Linked DNA regions of Homo sapiens: regions 1 and 2 are each linked to region 3. Evidence: chromatin loops called from intact Hi-C (ENCODE). Cell type or tissue: PC-9. All regions are shown on one strand.

Region 1 (8,000 bases), 170 kb after region 3:
ATGCCATTGTTTGTTTTGCTTTTTTTTTCTTTTTTATAGAAATGGGGTCTCTCTATGTTGATGAGGCTGGCTTCAAGCGATCCTCCTGCCTCAGCCTCCTGATGTGCTGGGATCACAGGCGTGAGCCACTGTGCCCAGCCCTCTTTTGCATTTCTCTACATAAAACTTTGTGACATGCTTTTAAAATTTTAACACAGGCCAGGCTTGGTGGCTCATGCCTGTCATCCTAGCAATTTGGGAGGCCGAGGCGGGCGAATCACGAGGTCAGGAGATTGAGACCATCCTGGCTAACACGGTGAAACCCCATCTCTACTAAAAATACAAAAAAATTAGCCAGACGTGGTGGCACATGCCTGTGGTCCCAGCTACTCAGGAGGCTGAGGCAGGAAAATCACTTGAACCCGGATGCTGGAGGTTGCAGTGAGCCAAGATCGCACCATTGCACTCCAGTCTGGGTGACAGAGTGAGACTCTGTCTCAAAAAAAAAAAAAAAATTAACACATAATATTTTTATGTGATATGACTCAAAAATAATTGTATTATAGTACTTTCAGTTGTTATGTTATAGTCTACTGTCGTTTTTTTACATGCAGACTTTCCTAGTTCTTTACCCACTGGTTTCTTTATGCATTAAAAAAAATCTTATTTTTTAAAGGATAGGATATGTTTTCAAACATCAGGATTTAAAGGTCTTTATACCTCTCATATACTTATTTTGATTGAACTAAAGTATTTTAATGGATTGTGTTTTATAGACTATAGTCTTTCAGAAGAAGCAAACAAGATCTTCTGGAACTTGATCAAGCTAAAGTGAAAATGTAAAGAGATGACAGTATGATTAGATTTTGTTGTGTTTTCTTTAATGGTGAAGAGCAATAGCATAATTTCTTTAACAGAATGGGCTCAGGCACTGTGCAGACTTCCTTCTGGAACACTGTCTATGTAAGAAAAACATCTGGCATGTTTTACATAGATGCTGTATGGAAATTATGATGATACGGATCACATGAATTTCTTTGACTTATGGCCGGTTTTTTTCAGTCAATAGGGAGAAATACACTGTTTTCTCCTTTGAATATTTTGGAGTCATTCATAATGGGCATTTTCTTTAAAATGATATATTTTTGTCTTTTAAGAATAGTTCACCTCCAACCTTAATATTTTTTAAAAGTAAAACATTTCATAACCCACCCATCTGCTGGTTGATTTTAAGTAGAAAGTGCAAAAAGTCATCAGGAAAAGGTCTAAAATATAGAGGATCCTAGATAAATGGTAATTGTGGTCAGAGATTTACTTGCATCTGCCTAACAAAATGCTGAGGTGGAAAAAACAAGTCAGGAAAACGTCATTGGCCAAAAAGTTAATAGGATTAATTAAATCAAGTTATATTACTTAAGAATGTGTTTAATGTAAATGAAAATCAAAATAGGCTGGGCATGGTAGCTCATGCCTGTAAATGCCAGCACTTTGGGAGGCCAAGGTGGGAGGATCACTTGAGCCCAGGAGATTGAGGCTACAGTGAGCCATGATCACATTATTGCACTGTAGCCTGGGTGACAGTGCAAGACGCTGTCTCAAAAAGGAAGAAAATAAAAATAAATAAACATTACTTTAGCATATGTTAGTAATTAAATATGTACTTAATTTATATCTATTTTTAAAGTACAAATAAAACAGGCACATAGCCAGAAATAGTAGTAGAGGCAAGTGGGTTTGAGGGAAATGTTGACACAGGCAAGTAACAGTAAATATTTATTCAGTTTTTTTTTTCTTTGAGGCGGGGGTCTCCCTCTGTCACCCAGGCTGGAGTGCAGTGGTGTGGTCACAGTTCAGTGCAACCTCCGCCTCCCCAGCTCAAGTAGTCCTCCTGCCTTGGCCTCCTGAGTAGCTGGGACTACAGGCGTGAGCCACCATGCTCAGCTAATTTTTGTATTTTCTGTAGAGATGGCATTTCACCATGTTGCCCAGGCTAGTCTCTAACTCCTGGCCTCAAGTGATCCCCTACCTTGGCCTCCCAAAGTGCTGGGATTATCGGTGTGAGCCACCAGTCCTGGCAATTTATTCAGTTTTTATTTTATTTATTTTTTAATTGGAAAGCTACCAAACCACAATAGGTTTAGAGAGACTTCTGAGTAATCATAATTTTTATTTGTATTTTTTTTTGTGATAGTAATTTTTAAAAACACAGGTGAGGAATTGGTTCATGAGATAAGATTAAAAGAACTAAATTTCTTCTTCTAAGTATGAGTAAGGCAGGATATGAGAAAGTTCCTCAGGTATTTGAATGATGCATGCCTTCAGTAAGGGGGGGACACCCGTTTCTCTGAAGTTTAGGGTGGAGCCAGGGCAATGTGAAGAGAAGCCTGGGTTTTATGTCAAGGGTGAAGTATGTGTCCTTAATAAGACAATGGATTTTTTGGAGGGTAGTTCTTTCTAGAAGCAACTCCACTATACTTAATGTGTTGCTCTGTAGTGGTGAGCGTGGGAGGACCAAATGACAAGATGCCTTTCTCCCCAGGTTACTATGGCAACTGGGCAGAGCTCTGTTGCCAGGGGCAGAGGCAGGTGGACCACAGGGCAGGGAGTTGGTGGCCTTGAGGGAATTTTGTGTCCTTCTAGATAGCCAAAGAAACCCCACAGATTTTTCAGGGAGACATTTGGCTGCATAACAACGTATTTTTCCTGTATTTCCTTTCCCTGAAAATAATTGGGTCTAGTTTTTAGGCGTGCTTGTTAATCAGTATTAGAGATGGTTCTTCAGAGTCTACAAGATAATTATCTAGTTCACTTCACGCTTTTGACAGAAACCGTCCTAACCATGACTGACAAAGAGTGAGCACCTACTACAAGACTGGCACCACCTTTAGACTTGAAAGCACATAGTCTATCACATGTTCGCACACACATTTCTTTACTGAATTCTTCCAAGATCCCAAGGGGAGGCACTAATCTACTCATCTCTGTTTTATAGACCATGTAATTGAGGCTTGAAAGGTTGAACTTGATTAAAAAAAATAATAACTGTGTTATAGGTCTGATAAGTGCCAGAACTTCAAATCCAACTCTATGTTCTTTCTACTTAAGCTGAAATACAGATTCTGCTCTTCAAGTCCAGCTGGACACAGTGGCCCACACCTGTAATCCCAGCACTTTTGGGAGGCCGAGGCGGGCAGATCACTTGAGGTGAGGAGTTCGAGACCAGCCTGGCCAACATGGCAAAACCCCATTTCTACTAAAAATACAAAAATTAGTCAGGTGTGGTGGCAGGCACCTATAATCCCAGCTACTCGGGAGGCTGAGGTGGGAGAATTGCTTGGACCCAAGAGGTGGGGGTTGCAATGAGCCAAGATTGCAACACTGCACTATAGCCTGGGTGACAGAGTGAGACCCTGTCTCAAAAAAAAAAAAGGCCAAGGGTTCTGTGGAGGTAAGAAGTCAATTTATTCCACAAATCATTAAAATATAAGATGACAGAGAGGTACTGAGCCTCCTGTAGTCCTGATATCTTTATTTTTAAGCACTTCGCCTATTTCTGGTCATTTTACTCCTAATTTTCCTGGGGAAAGTGTGAAATGCCCCTTCTCATTCGGGATGTCCAGTCTGCATAAAGGCAGGAGCATGCTGCCCCAGATTGCAAAGCTCTGGGAATGAGTGGAGATGGAAGTACTGAGCATTAGCAGCTTCTTGGAGATTGGGAGTTTGGGTGTGGTGGGTGTGAAAGGGGAAGTAGGGAAGTAGAAAAGTAGATCTACTGGATAATCTGATCAAGATGGCTTTTTGTTTATTTTGAGGGGAGGGAGGGACTTGAGTACATTTTCAGACAGAGGAGAAGGAGTCAATAGAGAGGGAAAGGTGTAGGAGAAGGGATAATCAATAGAGCAAAACCACAGGACAGTGGGAACAAGGTGCAGTGGTGCAGGCAGAGGGCTTCCTCTTGGAAAGACTGAGAGACTCTCCTCAGATAACTGAGCTAATGCTTATGCTGTTTACTTTGTCCCAGACACCCTTCTAAGTGTCATAGATGAACAGTCATGCATTGCTTAATGATGGGAATGTGTTGCTGAGAAATGCATTGTTAGATGATTTCATCATCTTGCAAAAGTGTATTATGAAAGAGAACGGCAATGATTTTTCCTATTCACACTGGCCACTAGTTGCATGAGAGCGGGCCCTCTAATTAGGTTACTAAGTCTCTCTGTGCCTCACTTTCCTTATCTGTTAAATGGGGATTAGAATAAAACCACCCCCCACAAAGTCATGAAAATTAAAAATTAAAATACAGGTGGGGATTGTGTCTGGCACCCAGCAAGCACTCAGTGAGTTTTAGCTAACTGCTGTTGACTACTATTTTGTTCTGGGGATAGGTGGGAATCATTTAAAAGTGTAAGAATTCTAAAGTAGACAGTAACCCTTTCAGTTGGGGTCTGATGTAATGTGTCAAGAGATTGGCTTTCTGTTTTTTGTTTTTTTAAGTCATTTATTTATTTATTTATTTGAGACAGTGTCTCATTGTCACACAGGCTGGAGTGCAGTGGTGTGATCTCGGCTCACTGTAGTCTCTGCCTCCCAGGCTCAAGTGATCCTCCCACCTCAGCCTCCCAAGTAGCTGGGACTACAGGTGCGTGCCACCTCACCCAGCTAATTTTTGTATTTTTAGTAGAGACAGGGTTTCACCATGTTGGCCAGGCTGGTCTCGAACTCCTGTCCCCAAGTGATCCACCGCCTTGGTCTCCCAAAGTGCTGAGATTATAGGCGTGAGCCACCACACCCTACCTTAAAAGTCTGAGCTACCTTTGGGAGGGTCACCCCATGGGTAAGCTAGGGATTCCTCAACATGTTTTGCTGTAGGTTTGTTTATATCAGCATCGCAGCAAACACATGAGTAATATGTTGCAACATATTATGTTACAACAGCTATTATGTCATTAAAAAATAGGAATTTTTCAGCTCCATTATAATCTTTTTTTTTCCTTTACGTTTTTCAGGTTAGAGAATGGAAGATGACACCCATTATAATTTTATGGGACTACCTTTGTATATGTAGCACCTTGTTGACTGGAATGTCGTTATGTGTGCAGATATTTTATTTTGGTCAACGATGGACCACAAATATGATAGTGGTCCTATACAATTGTAATACCATATTTTTAGTGTACTTTCTATGTTTAGGTATGTTTAGATACACAAGTACTTACCATGGTGTTACAATTGCCTACAACGTTCAGTGCAGTAACATGCTTTGCAAGTTTGTAGCCTAGGCGCAATAAACTATTACAATATAGGCTAGGTGTGTAGTAGGCTAATACTATATAGGTTTGAGTAAGTACACCCTGATGTTTGCACAAAAATGAAATAGCCTAACCTTGCATTTCTTAGAACATATCCCCATTGTTAAGCAACACATAACTGTATACATTCATATATATAAATCCTCATGATAACCCAATAAGGTAGATATTCTAGTAATTCTGGTTTATACTTGAGGAAACTGAGACACAAAGAAGCTAAATAGCTTGGCCAGGGTCACACAGGTAGCTGCAGAACCCAGATTCAGACCTAAGTGGTCTGGCTCCAGAGTTCATGCATTTAGCCACTATAGTACATTGACGAAAGGAGGACTAGATGGACAAAGATAGAAGAGGGAAGTCTAGGGAATTTAAGCAGAATGGCCTTGGTCTCCTTAGGCAGTGTGTTTGTGTATGTAAGTGTATTGAGCATGTTTGAGAAAGGGTATTGAAAAATCAATGACTGGTAAATGCTGTCCTAGTTATTCACGTATGTCTCACTCTCAGTACAGTTATCTATTATTCTTTGGGAGAATAGGCATTAGCATACAAAATATCAATAGTAATCTGCACATAACAAATGTTGGTCAGTTAGTGGCTGTCACATTCTCCAATAACTTACAGTTGCCTCCAGAGCAGACACAGTCATACAAAGGCATTACACTTTTGTTTCCTCTTTCCAGCTCAGCCCTACTGATGGTGCACGCATACATGCACATGCTATTTAAACTAAGGGTGGCAGAGTAAAGTGTTTTCCTGACCACAAGCCTGAAGGCAGACTTCCCAGCCAGTGTATAAAATAAAATAATGTGTGGCTAAGAAGCTAGATATTGAACTGACTTCCATAAAGATAATTTGTAAAACCAAATGATAAAAACCCCTCACTTTTATATACAAATGAGATCATTTGTCCTAAACTGATAAAAACAATACTAAGGCAATGTTTGTGTAAATGTGAAAGCCAGTGAAAAGTCTGGAGAGCAGTGTCTCCACACAAGATTTTCCCCACATCTGACTCCAACCGCAAGTTCTGGGGTTTCCTAGACCACCCTCAGATTCGATAATTCACTAGAAAGACTCACAGAACCCATTGACAGCTATGATAAGCACAGTTACGATTCACTATAGGGAAAGGATACAGATAAAGATTAGCCAAAGAAAGACACACACGGGGCAGAGTCCAAAGAGTTCCAAAGGCAACACTTCCATGTCCTTTTCCTGTAGGTCAGAAAGTGTTACTCTACCAGCATTAAGCATTGGTAGGTGATAGTGTGCACATGACAGGGAGGCTTACCCAAGCTGTAGTACCCACAGGTTTTTTGTTTGTTTGTTTGTTTGTTTGTTTTTTGAGAGAGAGTCTTGCTTTGTTGCCCAAGTTGGAGTGTAGTAGCACGACTGGGCTCACTGCAACCTTTGCCTCCTGGGTTCAAGCAATTCTCCTTTCTCACCCTCCCAAGTAGCTGGGACTACAGGTGCCCACCACCGCTCCCAGCTGATTTTTGTATTTTTAGTAGATACAGGGTTTAACCATATTAGGCTGGTCTAAAACTCCTGACCTCTGGTGATCCACACGCCTCAACCTTCCAAAGTTTGGGGATTACAGGTGTGAGCCACCGTGGTCAGCTATTTTTTTCTGTTTTGTTTTTTTGAGACAGGGTCTCCCTCTGTCTCTCAGGCTGGAGTGCAGTGGTGCTATATCAGCTCATTGCAACCTCCGCCTCCTGGACTCAAGTGATCCTCCAGCCTTAGCCTTCCAAGTAGCTGAGAATACAGGCATGAGCCACCACGCCCAGGTAATTTTTGCATTTTTTGTAGAGATGGGGTTTTGCCATAGTTTTTATTGAGACTTCATCACATAAGCATTACTGATTGATCAGTTTCCCACATGGTTAATTTCAGTCTCCAGCTTGGCTGATAACCCATGACTTAAGGCTCCCACACTAAATCACATAATTGGTCTTTCTGGAGTGGCCAGCTTATACCCTAAGATTATCACATGTGGCCCACTCTACCCTAAACAAAGACACTGCAGCTGAGTATGACATAGATAATCTCCCAGAAGCCAATGGCAAAGGTCAGACCTCTCTTTGGGCGAAGACAAATTATTTATTACCCAATAAGTAACTGAGCTTTCTTTAGTAGGATCCCTGAGTCCCTCATCTCTAAGTTTTGGAAAAGTGTTCTGCCTGAAATTGCACATGGTTTATTAGTCATAATGTAGAAGTCCATTAGTAAAATTTAAAAAAAACTCCAAGTCTTAAATACAGGTCTGTTTCTTTCTTACACTCCAGGACTAGTGTGGGTTAAAAGAGGCCTCTGCTCCACGTTTCCTGATGGAGCCAACACCTGCAGCCAATCTGGAGAGCCACTCTGCCATGTTAGAGCAAGGCATGTGATGAATTATGCCCTGGCTGTTGTTCATGCAGAAGTGATACACCTTGCTTTTCACACTTCATTGGCCGGTACAAGTCTGAGGGCCATATCCAGTTTGAGGGTGAGGAAGAGAGGAGCCATCTTACCCTGTGTCCAGAAAGAGGTGAACTGATTGTAATAGCCCAGTTACTACCCTCAAGGATTTATCTCTAAAACAGACAGACCCGTATAACAGACTTTGAGCCATTGCTTCTGTTTTCCCTCCTTTCTGTCATTACCTAATTGAAACATCAGGATTTGTACATGGAATCCTGGGAAGTCTGCATACCTGCTGTCAGCACC
Region 2 (8,000 bases), 190 kb after region 3:
TGTCTCTAAAGACTATCTTTTGGGAGACAGGTTTCCTCCTGGAGAGGGCTATGACAAGAATGCTGTTGGTGCGTACACGAGCAGATCTTGGCAGATGTTTTTAATTGCTCAAGCGTGTAATTGTGGAATAGGAGGCCTCTGAAGCTTAGTGCAGCATCTGTTGTTGCAAGAGAGGTAAGACTCTGCATCCTTTAGAGGCAGGAAACATCAAGGACACCCAGGTTACCAGACAGCAGTGTAGAAAGAGTACAAGTGAGCAGAGCTGATGGATTCCAAGAAACACATTTTTTTACTTATTACTTTCTGAAGGTGGACATATATTACCTTGAGACAGCAGACAGAAAATTCTTTTTAAAACAACCTTCCTATTTGTTTTGCATGCTCTTTCTCTTCAATTAATTTCCACACTGGATTATTTGCCTAACAAAGTACAATGTTAATAATCGATTTAGGGATAAATGGAGAAGAGAGGAATGTGAAAAACACTGTAAGTTGACTTAACTATACAGAACAATCTTAATGATATTTAGAAAACCTGAGAGTTACCAGTCAAGAACTTGCTTTATGTAACACTTACAGATGCAGATGACTTTGGAAATATGCTAATTTTAGTTGGCCTTTGTGAACCACCCCCTGAGGTAAAAGTTGTCTGGAAAGTGGCTCATCTTCCTCCTTTTGAGTCCCTTGCACCCCTCTCTCCTTTGGCTGCAAAAAGGGTTTTAAGAAGAAATCTGTGAAAAAGGGGCAAGCAGAAAGTGTCTTTTCCCCTATCATCTCTCCCCTTTCCTGTGTGGATCAAGTTTCCCCAAAGATAACATATTAGAGGATGCATATACACACGTAATGTGCTTATTAAAACATGTCACTGTTAGTAGATTCCTGTCCATTACTGGAAAAAAAAATTCCCAGAGAAATTAAAATGAAGGGCATATGTTTAAAATTACAATGTTCTCTGTCACTGTAAAACTTAAAGCTACTCAGTGGCTACCACACCTTGGCTTTCTATTGGTTTTCTTTATTTGGTTAATAAATGAGATTACATTGTCCTCACCCCATTCTATCATAAAGCGTTTGGTTTTAGAATGCTTCCTGGAGATTTTGCTTCTTATAAATAACTTAGAAAAAAACTACAAACATTTCCTAGATGGCATTTATTGCTATAAACAGACTCTTAAGTTGTCTATTATTAAATATATCTACTGTGATAAACTTTCTAAAAACTTTGAATTATGCAGATGATTCCCACTATTAACCATCTTTACTCCCTACTTGCTTATAAAGTTTAGAGTTTTGCAGATTGTTCTGTTATTTTGTATTTTTCTTAATGCCTTGCTTCCACCTGTGAAAGAGATATTTTTAAGCCATTTTGGAAGTAGAAACCTAATATGTAATCTTGACCCAACAGGATACCGCCCTTGGTGAGGCTTTCCTGCTAGGATTACTCACAGTGATTCTGGAATGCCATTTCACTGTTACAGGCATTCCTCATGGCTTAAAACAGGCACCTTAGTATTAGGACAATGAGCTTTATTGTCTGTGATAAAAAGGTCAACAGTTGTTTTATTAGTTGATAAGATATTTCATGTAAGATGACAATTAAAAAGCTAAATGTCAAAGCTTGGAAGAGCTGCTTACCTTTGTCCTAACAAACCTGAGGTACTAAATGCTGAATCGTTGAATCACTTTAGAAAGCTACAAAGTAAAGAATAAAGAATATAAATATGAATAAAGCATACAGAATATGACATGATGGATGGCTTCTTAAATGTATTATCAGGATTGTCAAATAAATTTAGTGAACCTAGTAAAATATACTCAACTTAATGGGTTTTTTGGGGGGTTAATTTGAAGATTTTTTTTAATAATTAGTGACAAATATTCAATAATTTACTCAACTGGGCTGCTGTTTTCAATTTTCATTTGTGAAACTGTATAATTATTGACTTGCTGATCCAAAAAAATTACTTCTTTTTCAAAAAGGGATAATTTAAATAAATAATACATTCATACTGACATATAGTATATATAGAAAAATTGGTCTCTACCAGGTGATATCCAAGATAACTAACCAGAAATTCTAGAAAGAAGAAGCTATTTGTAATTCACTCCATTCTCTTCTTGAAGAATAAACAGTCACATTTTGACTGTGTGTGTGATCTACAATATTGCCTTCTTCCCTGGCCATCTGTCATAGCTCCATTCAGGAGTGTAACTATGCACTCTCTCACTTGTTTCTTGACTTTCTTATTTCTTGCCGATGAACCAGTTTTTCCATGAAATAATTTTATGAATGGTGGCCAGTGTCCTGTTTTAGGGAGTGTCTTAGATGCTATATAGCAAGAACGTCTATAGGACAAAGAGAGGAAATAGTGCACTAACACAAAAGTGAAGCATCAATTAATTTAATACTGAGTGTGTAGTTTTAAAATATTTTATGGCTCCCCAAAGTGATGTGCCCTTGCTTTTCCAACTTGTGTTGAGAAGGAAATACATAAGCATGAATGCTCATTTGCAGGTAACCCTAGCAGCAAGACCCAACAGTATGCCTAGAGATTCAAGAGGCTTTTGCAGATGTCCTCACCTGGAAGATGGGAGAGAATATTGTGCTTGTAATAACCATAGCATCATGCCCAAGAGATCCCGAGGAAGATGCCACAAGTCTTCTGTCAGTTCTAGTTCTCTGTTATGCTGAACTTTCTCTATAACCTTGGAGAAGTCATCTCAATCTCTATATACCACACCTTTCTTATCTGTGTAATCTCTTAGTTCTTTTAGCTTCAAAAGGATATGAATTGGTGAACTGAAGTTGGTTTGTCTCAACTCTCCTGAGAGCCTAACTGCCAAGGATGGCATCATGTGGGAAAAACACATCAGAGCTCCAAGCGTGCAGTTGCAGGGATGCTTTTAAAATCTACATGGGCATGGAGACTGTGAGACCCTAGACCTGTGGATGGTTTACAAGTCAAGTTGGGAAATTCTAGAACTGAGGTGTGAATAATCCATTTCTGTGTTGATTAATCGCAGACCCCAGAGGGTATAAGTGAAGAACAGAGATCTCAGGAGTTGGCTGCAATGGAAGAAACCCGGATAGTCATTCTGAACAACCTCGAGGAACTTAAGCAAAAAATCAAAGACATAAATGATCAGATGGATGAGTCTTTCAGAGAGGTAAACTTTTTACCCTCTTCCCTTTTTTCTTTCTTTCCTTCAGCTTAAAAATATTGCTACTTATTCAGGAATAGGCTTTGGAGGCCAGATACATAGACGTCAACACAAGCAAACATTTATTCAGTGGGTTCCCTGTATAGAGTGAAAATACCCTTTTTCTACATTCCTTTTTTCTTTCTTTTTTTTTCCAACCAGATGAGATAAACATATTAAGCCCTCTTTAATGTACTTTATGAATCTCCAACCAACTTTGTTTAAACTAGTACGTGCTTTCTGACCTGACCTAACAGAGGATCTATCAGCTGAGGTGCTCTGTATTTAGATTTCAAGGTCAAATCCAGCAAATGTTTTCTGAACGTGCTTTACTATGAGTTGGATATCACATTGGCACCATGATGAAATTCACACACGGATCAAAAATCGATCCAGGTTTCTAGAGGTTTGGAAACCAGGGGGAAGCAGAGAGAACACATATTGCATAACCACAATAGAAGACAGTGGCATTTTTATGTTACCCCCATGGCATGAGAAGGGGCACGTAATTCTGCCTAGGGAAGATCTGTGTGTCTGTCCTTACAGATGATACCAATAGGCCCTTAAGTGGTTAGGGGACTGCTCACCTGTTGTCTTGCGTAGAGACGCTGGAAGCCCCTCCTGCTAGCATTGCGAGGAATGCAGAGCTCACATGCTGGGCTTGGGTAACTTTCTCTTCCCATGCTCTAGGGACAAAGAAAGACGTGGCTGCTCCCATGGTGGTTTGTGCTTGATCTTGAGCTGAAGCAAATAGGCAAAATATCCTTGAGAAGTGAGCAGAAGAGGGGTTATAGTAGAAAAGTTAAGTGATAAGATAGCTAGTTTTTTTAGTGAATATATTCTAGGCTCTCTAGCTCGCTTATATGGGAATCTTGCTTTCACATGGGCTCTCTGGAGTGTTCTCAGGCACCCGATCTGGCTGCTACAGTATTACTTTTGGAAATTTGTAGCTGTTGCAAATGTATCTCTAGGGTGGTCAGTTGAGAATATCCCCAAAGGTGAAACACTTCTGAGCTTTGGTTTGTGTCCTTAGTTGGATATGGAATGTGCTCTTTTGGATGGAGAACAGAAATCTGAAACAACTGAACTTATGAAGGAGAAGGAGATTTTGGATCATCTAAACCGGAAAATAGCTGAACTGGAAAAGAACATTGTTGGTGAAAAGACCAAGGTAAAAGAAAATTATATTTCAATGCAGTTTTTATGGGCAAAGTGGTGGTCCCAGTTGATTGAATTTAAATGTTGAATGCATTACTGGGGTTTTGGATTTGTGTGTCATGTTCCTGGAGGCAGTGGCACTAGAGAAAAATCCTAAGATCATACATTGTCAGAAACCAAGAACTGCCAGGTACTGGGCAGCTGATGCTGAGAGAGCAGAGTTCATATAATTTGTGAGCCGATATTCCTGGCAGCTTTATCCTACTTGAGATGAGTGCGTTGTTTGTTTGCTTTTTTTCATTGGCCTTTCTGCTTTTCTGATTCCATTGTGTTTTTTAAGTAATTTCTTTAGTATACTGAAGTTCTTTACCACTGCTGCCCTGTAGGGATGGCTTAAGCAAATTCAAATAGGGTTGCCTCATTTCTTTTATTTCTTTTCATTTTTCTGTTTATTAAACAGATGAATGAGAACCACTCATCTCACCTGCTTTGCCTTGCTATTGTTTTCAATGCAAGTGCACTGCTTTTTGACAAATGTATTGGAGTTTCTAAAATTTTCTTCTTGGGGTAGTCCTCACACACTGCCAAGAGAAAGCTATCTGTGAAACACAGTTGACACTTATCTTGGAAAAGGTTCTGTGTATACATTTTGGATCACAACCTGAATGGTGGCTGATATCTATTAGGGAAAGTATGAAAAATCACTTGCAAATTTTAGAATTCAGGATGGTAGTTGGGTTTGTCTGTTTATGTGTTTTTTTCCTCTGGGAAATATACATTACTCTCCTCTCCCATTCTGAGTTAGTTAGAGCAGAACTAAAAATAAAATTCCAATAAAACTGAAAATAAAATTCCAATTTGAGAAAGAAAAAGCAAATAAGCTTTAACACATTCTTCCTTACTCAACATGTTCTCCACTAAGCTGAGAAAAAGAAAAAATTTTTAGTTTGAGTAAGTTCTAGTGGTAATGTGTAGAAAGAATTTCTGCTGAACGTGACTTCCTTTTTAGGCTCTTATTTGTTTAAGACCTATAAATAAGGGCATTTGATCTTGGTGCCAGAGAATGAGCTCAAAATGGTAGTCAGAAATAAAGTCAAATTAAATGCTACACATCAATTTCTTGGTTACCAGCATGTCAGAATTAAACTGCACAGGCTTTTCATATTAAATTTTATGTACGTTCATTCTGCCCCCAGACTTTTTTTTTTTTTTTTTGAAACGGAGTCTCACTCTGTCGCCCAGGCTGGAGTGCAGTGGCGCAATCTCAGCTCACTGCAAGCTCCGCCTCGCAGGTTCAGCCATTCTCCTGCCTCAGCCTCCCAAGTAGCTGGGACTACAGGCACCCGCCACCACACCCGGCTAATTTTTTGTATTTTCAGTAGAGACGGGGTTTCACCATGTTAGCCAGGATGGTCTCGATCTCCTGACCTCGTGATCCGCCCACCTCAGCCTCCCAAAGTGCTGGGATTACAGGCGTGAGCCGCCGCGCCCGGCCCAAACTTTTAAGTAGTATTTGGGTAGTGGGTGTATTTTTCCTAAAAGGCCAAAATGAAGTCAAAGAGTTGACTGTCTAAGTCTGCAGTACTGAAGGATTCAGTTAATGGCTATGCTTTTCAAAGATTCTGCAAGAAGCCTTCATTGGAGGCATCAGATGTCTTGTGTTAATATTTTATTATCAAGTAAATATTAATTAAATTAAGTAATAGTAGAGTAGTTTTATTGCTATGTATATCATATTGGAAAACTCGTGCAACATAGGAATTAGGTATCATGTTCCCTGTGAACCCTCCTGCCATCCTAATCCATGTAGTTATTTATTTTGTGTATCTCACATATGGCATGGCCTGCAAATTCTATTTGTGTATTTCTCATTAATATCAGATTCTACACAAAAGTGAAGCAAGTTGAGCCAATGTTAAATCTCACTTCCCAGGGAAAGTTATCTTATGTTTTCAAGGTGGAATTCTCAGGTGGAATTCTAGGAACACGGGCAGAAACAAGCAAGGAAGCTACCTCCATCCTTCCTAATATTGTTTTGATGGCTTGACAGAGGCTATGCACTGGAGAGGGGACTACAGGGGCTTGACGCATAGGACCAGCTCATACAGCTATGAGGGAATTAGTTGGTCTTAGAAGGTAGGATTATTCTCTGTCATTACATCATGTGAAAAATGGCAGAAACTGGCTTGGGGTGAGGAACTCCAGAAGAGGATGTGGGAAGTGGAAACAAAGACTGGTCTAGATGATGTTACTACGTATTCTTGACAACTAAACTCAAATAGAGACTCAACACAGCTTGGCAAAAACATTATTATGTTTCTCAAATAAATTTATTCCACCATTTAATGACACAGCTATTTCATACACTCTGTTCATACTCCTGGCCAACTTTCATCCCTCTGGCTCAGAGATCATCTTACCATAGAGAAATTAGAAGCATCCCATCTTCTCACAATGAAGGCGGGGTTCCCTCCTTCCATCAAAGACCACTCCCTTTGGATGTGCTCTGGGTGTCATCCTATCCCACCTTCTTGAGGTCTTCAGTCTTTCTGCACCCTCACCCCCTGGGGTCAGTTTCTCTCTCTTTACTGTCAGCATGCCAATATTATTATTTTTAAAATAAATTACTACTTTATCGATTAACGATAAGCTACTACCTTATCTCTCTTCTCTTCATCATAGCTAAACTTATTAAACAATTTTCTGGGTATACTGTGTCTCCTTTTCTTCATTTTCCAATTAAACATTCTTCCCACTCCAGTTGGCTTAGACCTCTACTCCTCCATCAGATTCTCTCCTGTTAAGACTACTAAAGACCTCAGTGGTGCCCAGCCTGCTGGGTGCTTTTCAGTCCCCTCATGATCAGACTCCCGAGCAGCATTCAGTACAGGGGACAGCTCTTTTCTTGGTGCTTCTTCACTGTCTCCCTTTTGTTTGCCTCTGTGTACCACAATCTTCTGGTTTTCCATCTATTTCTCTTACCTCTTTCTCACTCTTTATCTCTCATCTGAACTCAGTTCTCTTGTACCCTCATGTCCTTCTATAGCTATGGCTTCAAATAACTTGTATATGCTGGTGACTATCATAGGGATTTCTCTAGTTCATAACCCTTTTTGGAATTCTGACTCATATCCTGTGCCTACCTGACATCCCCACTTGGATATTTCATGGGTATTTCCAATTGAACACACCCATAACTGAACTCTTGATCTTATCTTTTCCCTTGCCTTCCACCCTCCACCCTCCATCCTCTAGTTTTTCCAACCAGGAGATTGCATCTCTATTCACCTATATGTTCAACAGAAACCTGGAAATTGATCTTGACACGTCTTTCCTTATCATCCCTACATTCAGTTGATTACCAGCTTGTTTCTTGATTGCTTCAACATCTCTGCATCTCCACTAACAGCATTCTCTTCTCTATTATGAAAATCTCTTATTTAGTCTACTTCCACTTGCTTTCCTTCAATCCATTCTCTTCACAGCAGCCAATGTGATTAAAAAGAAGAAATTAGACCATATTACTGTGGTTTGCATCACACTGTACTTGACTATGCATCCAAATTCCGTAGTGTGATCTGTCACCAGCCTTTCTGTCACCACCCTCCCATTCTTCACAGCACTCTCAGAGTCACCTTCCT
Region 3 (8,000 bases):
CATTAATGTTACAGGAGAGAAAACTGAAAGCCAGAGAGAACTGACTGGCTAAGGCAGAGGTAGGACTAGAATCCAGATTCCCTTCCCAGTACTGTTTGCCACCATTTCCAGCTGCCTCCCCAAGTGCCTTATGTGCGGGGAAGAGCTAGGACCAATGAATGGCCATTTTAAGAAGGTCGAGCTTAGCTTGATAAAGAGTATTCCTTTATAGAATAGGAAACTAAGTGAAACAGTGATCTCACCATCATAAAGAGTATTTCTGAGGAAATGTGTATTCATTTTCTATAGTTCCTATAAAAAATTACCACAAACTTGGTAGATTACAACAGTGCAAATGTATTACCTTGCAGGTCTAGAGTCAGAAGTTTAAAATGGTCAGTGGGGCCATGCTCCTTCTAGAGGCCCTAGAGTAGAATCCACTTCCTTGCCTTTTCAGCTTCTAGAAGCGGCCTGCATTCCTTGGTTTGTGGCCCCTTCCTCTACCTTCAAAGCCAGCAGCATATCAATCACTTACCCTGCTTCTGTCATCACATCTCTTTCTCTTTTTTTTTTTTTTTTTTTTTTTTTTTTGAGACGGAGTCTCGCTCTGTTGCCCAGGCTGGAGTGCAGTGGTGCGATCTCTGCTCACTGCAAGCTCTGCCTCTTGGGTTCATGCCATTCTCCTGCCTCAGCCTCCCGAGTAGCTGGGACTATACAGGTGCCCGCCACTACGCCCAGCTAATTTTTGTATTTTTAGTAGAGACAGGGTTTCACTGTGTTAGCCAGGATGGTCTCCATCTCCTGACCTTGTGATCTGCGCCCCCTTGGCCTCCCGAAGTGCTGGGATTATAGGCCATCACATCTCTTTCTCTTATTCTGACCTTTCATAAGGACCCCTGTGATTACACTGGGCCCACCTTGATAAGCCAGGATAATCTCCCATCTGAAGATCCTTAACTTGACCACATCTGCAAAGTCCCTTTTACCATGTAAGATAACATACTCATAGGTTCTGAAGATTAGGATGTGGACATTTTTGGGGGGCTATAATTCAACCTACCACAGAACGTGCGGAAAGGCTTATTAATGCTGGTGCAGGTATTAGAACAGATCTGGATTCAAATCTTGGCTTCAGTACCTACTAGTTGCATGACCATTACCCCTTTGAGCCTTTGTTCCCTTGTGCATAAAATAGAAATAAAATCTCAACATTACCATCAGGATTTGTGGTAATATGCATGAAATGCATAACATATAATACTCTCTCAATGAATGGTAGCCATATTTATTTAAAAAACTACCAGATGCTTCTCACCATACAAGAATTTAATAGAAGAAACTCCACTATTAAATAGGACATTTGATAAAGTGACTTCCAGATTTCCCTCTGAGATTGCTGAAATCTAAAGGAATAAAAATTTCGTTTCCTCTATAAACTATTCTCGGGGCCTCTTGTCCACTTCCCAGATGCAGTTACAAGGGAATCACTTTTCTGGATAGCCAATGGCTATCAGACTGTGCTTTCTGCCCCCCACAGTCCTGCCATCTGATTTTTCCATGCAGCTCTGGTTGGATTTAAGCAGGACTAGCAGTCTGTCCTGGTGTGTAATGATTGGCTAGACCAGGCGGCTGAGGCCAGGGCAGACTCCCTCCTTCACATCTGTCAATATACCTGGCTGCAAGCAAGTTGCTGCCTGTGACCACAGTCTGCAGAGGCCAGAGAGAGCAGGAAAGGAAATGGAAAGGAACCTCACCTTCATGCTTGGGGAAAAGGAGAAACCTGTGTTAATGTGTCTTCCCAACATCCCACTCTCTTCAGCAATCGCTGGAACAGCCATGGGCCATCCCTGCTGAGTCAGGAAAGAAGCTGAGGGAAGAGTCGGGATTGAAAAGCAGCAGACAAGGTAGGTGATCTCTCTGGTCACTGGCCCTTCTCTTGTAATAACAAAATGAGCAGCATATACAGCCTCGTCACCAGAGTGTTTCTGAGGAGGGTCTGCTGGAGATATGGTAGACCCGGGTGTGTGTCTGAATTCAGTCATTTTTCTATCAGCCTGTTCTGGAAAGCAGGCTGTATTTTCCTTCTGTCTTCTATCTCTTCTGAAAATTGTTGTTGCTCCTGTACGTATTTCAGAAACTTGGAAGGTTTTTTAAAAATTTTTCATTATAACAAATTATATGTGCGATTTATTAAAATGATTTCATTGGTGGTAACTCCACAAGCATGGTTTTGTTCCAGAATTTTCGTTGCATAATTTTTTTCAATTTTCAAGACATACCAGAGAGGACAGTGTACATATACTGTAGTATATGGTATAGAATAATATATTCCGAGAAATATACTGTCCATTCACAGGGCTGTCAACCTCGTATGATAGGCTCTCCCAGGAAGTCACGTATATTTTTCTGCTTTGGAACCTAGAGAGTTAAAAGTCCTGAAATTACTGGAGCAGAATCAAGCCTATTTACCTAAGCTTATCACATCGGCAGCCAGGTCAATCATTTACTGAGACTAGGCCGTTTCTTACCCTGAATCAGGAGGACCACCAAAGCCTTTGCTGGCCTGAGTCCCTCTGTAGCAAAGGCATGGGCAACACAGAAGAAATGCTCCTCTGAAGCTATAGTCCAGATTCTCTTCTCACCAGAAGTAAGTTTTTCTCCTTCCGAGAATAGTAAATATCCCAAGACCCCCCTTCCCCAGCTCAATGATAAACAAACATGAGCAAAACTAATATGCAAACCTGATGATACCAATGCCACTCTATGTACAAAGCTTGTGGCTTTGGAGGGAGCTTCCCTCATCACTGGAGGTCTATGGGGAAGAAGGAGATGATAACTATGAAACAAGTTATTGAGTGATTCTTGAGGAAGAATAAAGTTATAAAGTAATCACCAAGGAAAACATGGAAATTTTCCCCTTCAAGTCTACACACTCTAGAAATATGTAATTTTTATCTAATATGATTCACTCTTCCTTAAGTCTGAATATAACTCCTCTAATTGCAGAAATGTTGTCATATGGTCACCACATACAACTTTCGGGCCTGTGCAGTGGTTCCTGGCTCCTATAGTCATTAGTTAGAAGCCTAGTAATGCTGAAGTCCTATTTTTCTGAACTCCCTTTAGGGAAGGAGTTGGGTCATGTAGGACAAGGTAATGTTTGACATTATTTTTGTCAATCAGTTGTGGAACTGAAGTGACTCCCCTCAGGCAGGGTTTGTGGCTGAATATTTAGTGTCTGAGGCAGTTAACTAGATGCAAGAGTGGAGGCCATTGTAGACATAAACCCTTGTGTGACTTTGGGTAAGTCTGTGGCTACCTCTCAAGAATGTTGTGGAGAATTATGGAAAACTGATACGTTTCTGTGAAGATATTAAGCACTGCAAAATGTTAAGTGTGAATCTGGCTGGTATCCAGAGGATGTTCATAGATAATGCAAGTGATGGAGGTGGTTTTGACGAGGGAAAAGGATCTTGGGGTGATCAAATGCATTGGCTAGGTCGGGCATGGCAACCCATGCCTGTAATCCTAGCACTTTGGAAGGTGAGGCAGAGGATTGCTTGAAGCCAGGAGTTCAAGACCAGCCTGAGCAACAAAGTGAGCCTCTGTCTCTACAAAAAATTTTTTTTAAAAATTTATGCATTGGCCATATTTCCCCACATTACTGAAGGCTGCCTTAGGGACAGACACACAGGTCTGACCTGTCCTTTTTTTGTAGCTTCTGGCTCAGGGCCTAAAACAAACTGGAAGCCCCTAAGGGTATGTACAGCTTTTTCTTTCCATTTCCTGAATATTGGATAGTAAGTAGAGGGAGACTATTCTTCAGATTGACTAGATTAGAATAGGCATTGTCATTGTTTTTCAACGTTAGGTAGTTAGAATATAGAAGTTAATTAATTTGCCCAAAATCATGCAATTAGTCTGAGCCAGGATTCTACTCAGTTCTGCCTTGTTCCCAACCCAGTGCATTTCCCATAAGGTCATGGAGTTGACCATGTGGATAAGCATAAATTGGAGGGTCACTGAGGTAAGCAAGGCTGACTAATACAGTCAGAAGTTCTGAAGTTCTCCACTGGCTCTTGGATGTGCCATGCCTGAGCCTCTGTAACAAAAAGGCCAGTAGTGGACTTCCAAAAAGGATAAAACAGGCAAGAGCAAAAGCAAGTGTTTTTAGTCATGGCAGTCACTGGAGTCTTCTCTGTCCTGTATATTTTCTAAATAACCCAGATAATCCTCAGGCTAAATCTTTGTCCCTTTTTATACTGTAGACTCAAATTCTGAGCCCCAACTAAAGTACAACATCTGAACTCTTTCCAGAGAAGAAATGACCCTATCCCAATCTTTCTCAAGGAACTCAAGAATTTACTATCTCATCTCAGCAAATACCCACTCATTTAAATCTAAGAGACTTGGGCACAGAGAGGCTTAAAGCCCGAGAAACCATCAACAGTCCCTCCTGTCAAGGCTCTCACCATCTGCAACCCAAAGAGACCCATGTCGGCTTGGAGTCTAAATGGCTTTTTGGTGTCATTTGAGCAGTGAATGAGTAATGTACAGCAGAAGCCTTAATCCGCCCCCCACCCCTAGTTTCACTTTTGTTCAGATATGTCCTAAAGATTCCATTAGCTGTCTGTCATAAATTCCAAAGTAGCCACAATTCCTGAGCATTTACAAGATCAAGATAAAGAAATGCCATCATGAAATGAGGTCGACTAAATGTCTTTGAACAAAGGGTTTCTAGTGACTTGCCTCACATGTATCTCAAGTGTGTGATAGCAAAGGCATTACAAATAGAGATTGCATCACCATGTCTACCAGCACCCTTTACTAATCAACTGACCTTGCATGAACTGTACTTACATGCCATCATTTTCATTAACCAAAACGCTAGGAGAAAGAAAGTTGAAGCTAAAACACAAAGACTCATCACAACATTTCACCTGTGTCAAGTACTTATTATGACCAAAACATGAACTGCTGCCTTCTTATCTACACTTTTTTTCATTTAATTTTCATAACAAACCTCTGCAACTTGCCCAAGTCACAGAGCTAGTAAGATGAGGTAAAATTTGAGTTGGGATCTGAATCCAAATCCCATGTTCTTCAGCATTCTGTTCTGGGAAACATACTCACCCAACAGTGTCTACACTGTTCACGTTCTAAATGTAGAAGAGTAAAAAAAGTTCTTTCTAAATTATTTGATCAGATCCTTAGAGTATATATTTATTCCCCCTTCCCACTCACACAAGATGTTCTTGATGTTCTTGAGTGTAAGCATAAAACTCAGTATGACAGTGGTTTTCCTCTCCTCTAGAAAAGGAACCACAAAACACACATGCACACATGCACACACACAATAGCAATTGCCCAAGAGTCAGTGCTTTGATTCCTTTCTGAAGCTGAGAGAGAAAATTGTTCTTATCATCTCCTAGTTTATAAACATTGTTTTGTTTGTTTGAGTGATTGACTTTAACATAATGTACAAGACAAATTTGTCATTTATTTTACCAAGATTTTTTTAAAAGTTTATTTCTGCAGTGAAATTTCAGTCTTTGAAATCAGCTAAATTTTTCAAAACTGTCCAGTATGTCAATAGTTGTATTTAATCTTCACCACAGCCCTGTAAGATGAGTACTGTTTTCAGATGATATCCTTTCAGATAAGGAACCTGAGACTCAATACAGGTGAATGGCCTTCTCAGTCTCACTCAGCTAAGTCCCTTAGATCTTGGGACTCCAAATTTTTTGTTCTTTTTTAAATTAAATATTCACGCAGTTCCCTGGATTCCTAAGTCCTACAAATGGTAGGAATGGGGCCTACAAGCTTTTTATTTAAATTTTCAGAAATTAAAAATGCCAAATGACTACACAGCCTGTTCTCAGGCAGAGACCACTCAAATATTGATTGCTTTGCTTTGGGCTAGAATTCTGTCAGGTCAGTGTGGTAATGCTGTTATTCTAATTAGATTTTCACAGAGTAATGAAAATAAATACATTAATTGTTACTTAATAAAATCTTCCTTAAAGGCAAAAAATCTTTCAAGCCCATGTGCCCATGAGCAAAATAAGATATCAAAGGGGTTCTTGCTAGAAGGATAAGCCACCACTGTCTTCTAATCAGTTGTGTGCCTAGAGAACGGTATACATGAGTAGGGACTAGAGACCCCACAGTGTCTTGAGATGCACAAGCCCTCTCTAACCCTGTAATCAGATGGATGTCTCATGAGTCAAACAGTTGCCAAATGGCATGGAACCTAAGGAAGTCCTTCTACAAATTGAGAATCCATTATTGTAGTTTCAACCCTACAGAAACCAGCTACAGTTACAGGAGGAAACCTTATGCCCTAGGAATTCCATTTAAGTCCTAAGATGTTCTGAAGGGTCCGGGAGCCCTGCATCAGCTATGCATCTGGAGGAGATCCAGTGTTTTCTTATCCCTAATGTTTCACTGGGAATTGCCCCTGGCTGGCTGCCTGAGTCTCCATCCCATGCGACAGTCATGTTGTCCACATCCTTGCTTTGGTGTTAGTGTGCATCCTCATCATACTTTTTGGTCCCCATTTCTGTGACTTCTGAGGTTCTAATGATCTTGGTGCAGGAGAACCCATAGTTTTGGGCAGTGATCAAGCAGAGTGAATGAAACTTCTGCCCCTGACCCACCCAAAACTTGTTCCCCTCCTCTCTACAGTTCCAAGGTCAAGTTTCCCATGAGAGCAGTAAAGGAACTGAAGGTCACAAAATGCTGGCAATTCACCATGCCTTGGAGGGGTTCCCAGAAAGTAAAATGAAAATGAGATTGTTTTCACATAAGACCTCTGTATTTGGAGGACAGGATTCAAACAGTTTGAATGTGCAATTTCACTGTGCACTGAGGTAACCCCCACAAAGTCTTTTTTTTTTCAAAAGCCAAAATAATATCAAAAATACTTCCTGCAGAGAACTCTAACTAGGCAGAATTCTTTTTTGTCATCACTGGGTTGATGTTTTCAAGGATTCATTTCTCAAGATAAGCCTTATATAGTGCATTTGGCTGGAGCTCATGTGTACTTCTGTGGAATGATGGCTTTCGTCCATGGGGCCTACTTTGTGGTGATCTCATTAGGTTTCACAAGGTAAACAGCTGAAAACTTGTGGTTAGTATGTGAGCAGGCTTCAAGAGAAGAGAAAACCCAGGAGAGGTCGGCCAGAAGATGTTGCAGTGAATTGGCAGGTGGCAGGCTTCTCTCTGTGACCCAAGGAAAGCCAATACCCCTACGAATTCCAAGGAGATGTACTTTTAATTTCAAATACATGTATCCCACAAAATTTAGCTCTGCTTCCTAGCTAGGAATCCTAATCATAGGAAGAGCTAATGGCTAGACTTCCCAGAACGTGACTGTTCTCTACTCAAATTCATCTCATTTTGCTTTTCTTTGCAAAATGAAAATTCTCCATTTTCCATAAGAATAGTATTGTTATAGAATACAGTTGTGTTGATAAATTATAGTCCAACAAATTAAACTAAAATAGCCCAACAGAGGCATCCTAGGCCTGACATCATTGTTGTCTTTCTCTGTGGCTTTATGCCAATTTTTACACATCTTGGGGATGGCTTAGTTTCACATCTTTACTCATCTGCGTTCTAATTTTGGATAACCACAAACATTTATTGATGGGTTATCCACTCAGTTCAGCAACAATCATCTACTCTTTCCCAGAAGTGTGTTAGACACTGTCTTTGACATAGGATTAAATAATCTTGCCACTTACCAGAGATGAGAAGGTTTTAAATTTATCCAGTAGGCCAAACCACAGCTTCTTTAGAGTCCTCTATATTTGTGTGTATGTTAGTGTGTGTGTATGTGTGTGTCTGCCTGTGTGTATGTATCTGTGTGTGTATGTGTACTTTTAATCATTATACAGTACCAAGAAGATAATGGGTTCTCAGTAAATATTTGTTGGTGATACTAAACTAGTAATCAGCTAGGAATTTAATCAAGAAATTGATTTATAAAAAGAAAACTGGAATTGCTAGGGGAGACT

Evidence for each region. Peaks named below come from ENCODE experiments on the same cell type or tissue, not always from the same donor. Only the 100,000 strongest peaks of a DNase experiment are listed, where the experiment ranks them.
Region 1: a loop joins it to region 3, with 11 times the contacts of the local background. A loop is called at or near these places in 4 of 110 quality-filtered maps.
Region 2: a loop joins it to region 3, with 3 times the contacts of the local background. A loop is called at or near these places in 2 of 110 quality-filtered maps.

What each region holds. Positions count from the first base shown.
Region 1 is chr3:111,900,882-111,908,881 of GRCh38, forward strand. All of the region lies in intron 2 of PHLDB2 (pleckstrin homology like domain family B member 2), which reads left to right. Among named protein-coding and RNA genes, the nearest start is that of PHLDB2, 46 kb to the left of the region's middle. In PC-9, CTCF peaks have their summits at 4,200 and 4,402; DNase peaks (open chromatin) are centred at 2,320, 4,040 and 4,823; H3K27ac peaks cover 6,108 bases.
Region 2 is chr3:111,916,048-111,924,047 of GRCh38, forward strand. PHLDB2 (pleckstrin homology like domain family B member 2) reads left to right here. Exons shown (of 18, transcript NM_001134438.2): 4 at 3,025-3,168; 5 at 4,235-4,372. Among named protein-coding and RNA genes, the nearest start is that of ABHD10, 59 kb to the right of the region's middle. RefSeq lists enhancers at 2,819-4,018, 3,532-4,092. In PC-9, CTCF peaks have their summits at 4,497 and 4,777; DNase peaks (open chromatin) are centred at 1,514, 7,504 and 7,914; H3K27ac peaks cover 6,341 bases.
Region 3 is chr3:111,730,821-111,738,820 of GRCh38, forward strand. It overlaps a transcript of PHLDB2 not described here. Among named protein-coding and RNA genes, the nearest start is that of PLCXD2-AS1, 57 kb to the left of the region's middle. RefSeq lists an enhancer at 3,809-5,008. In PC-9, no CTCF peak of the experiment used is centred here; DNase peaks (open chromatin) are centred at 4,681 and 7,081; H3K4me3 peaks cover 506 bases; H3K27ac peaks cover 5,543 bases.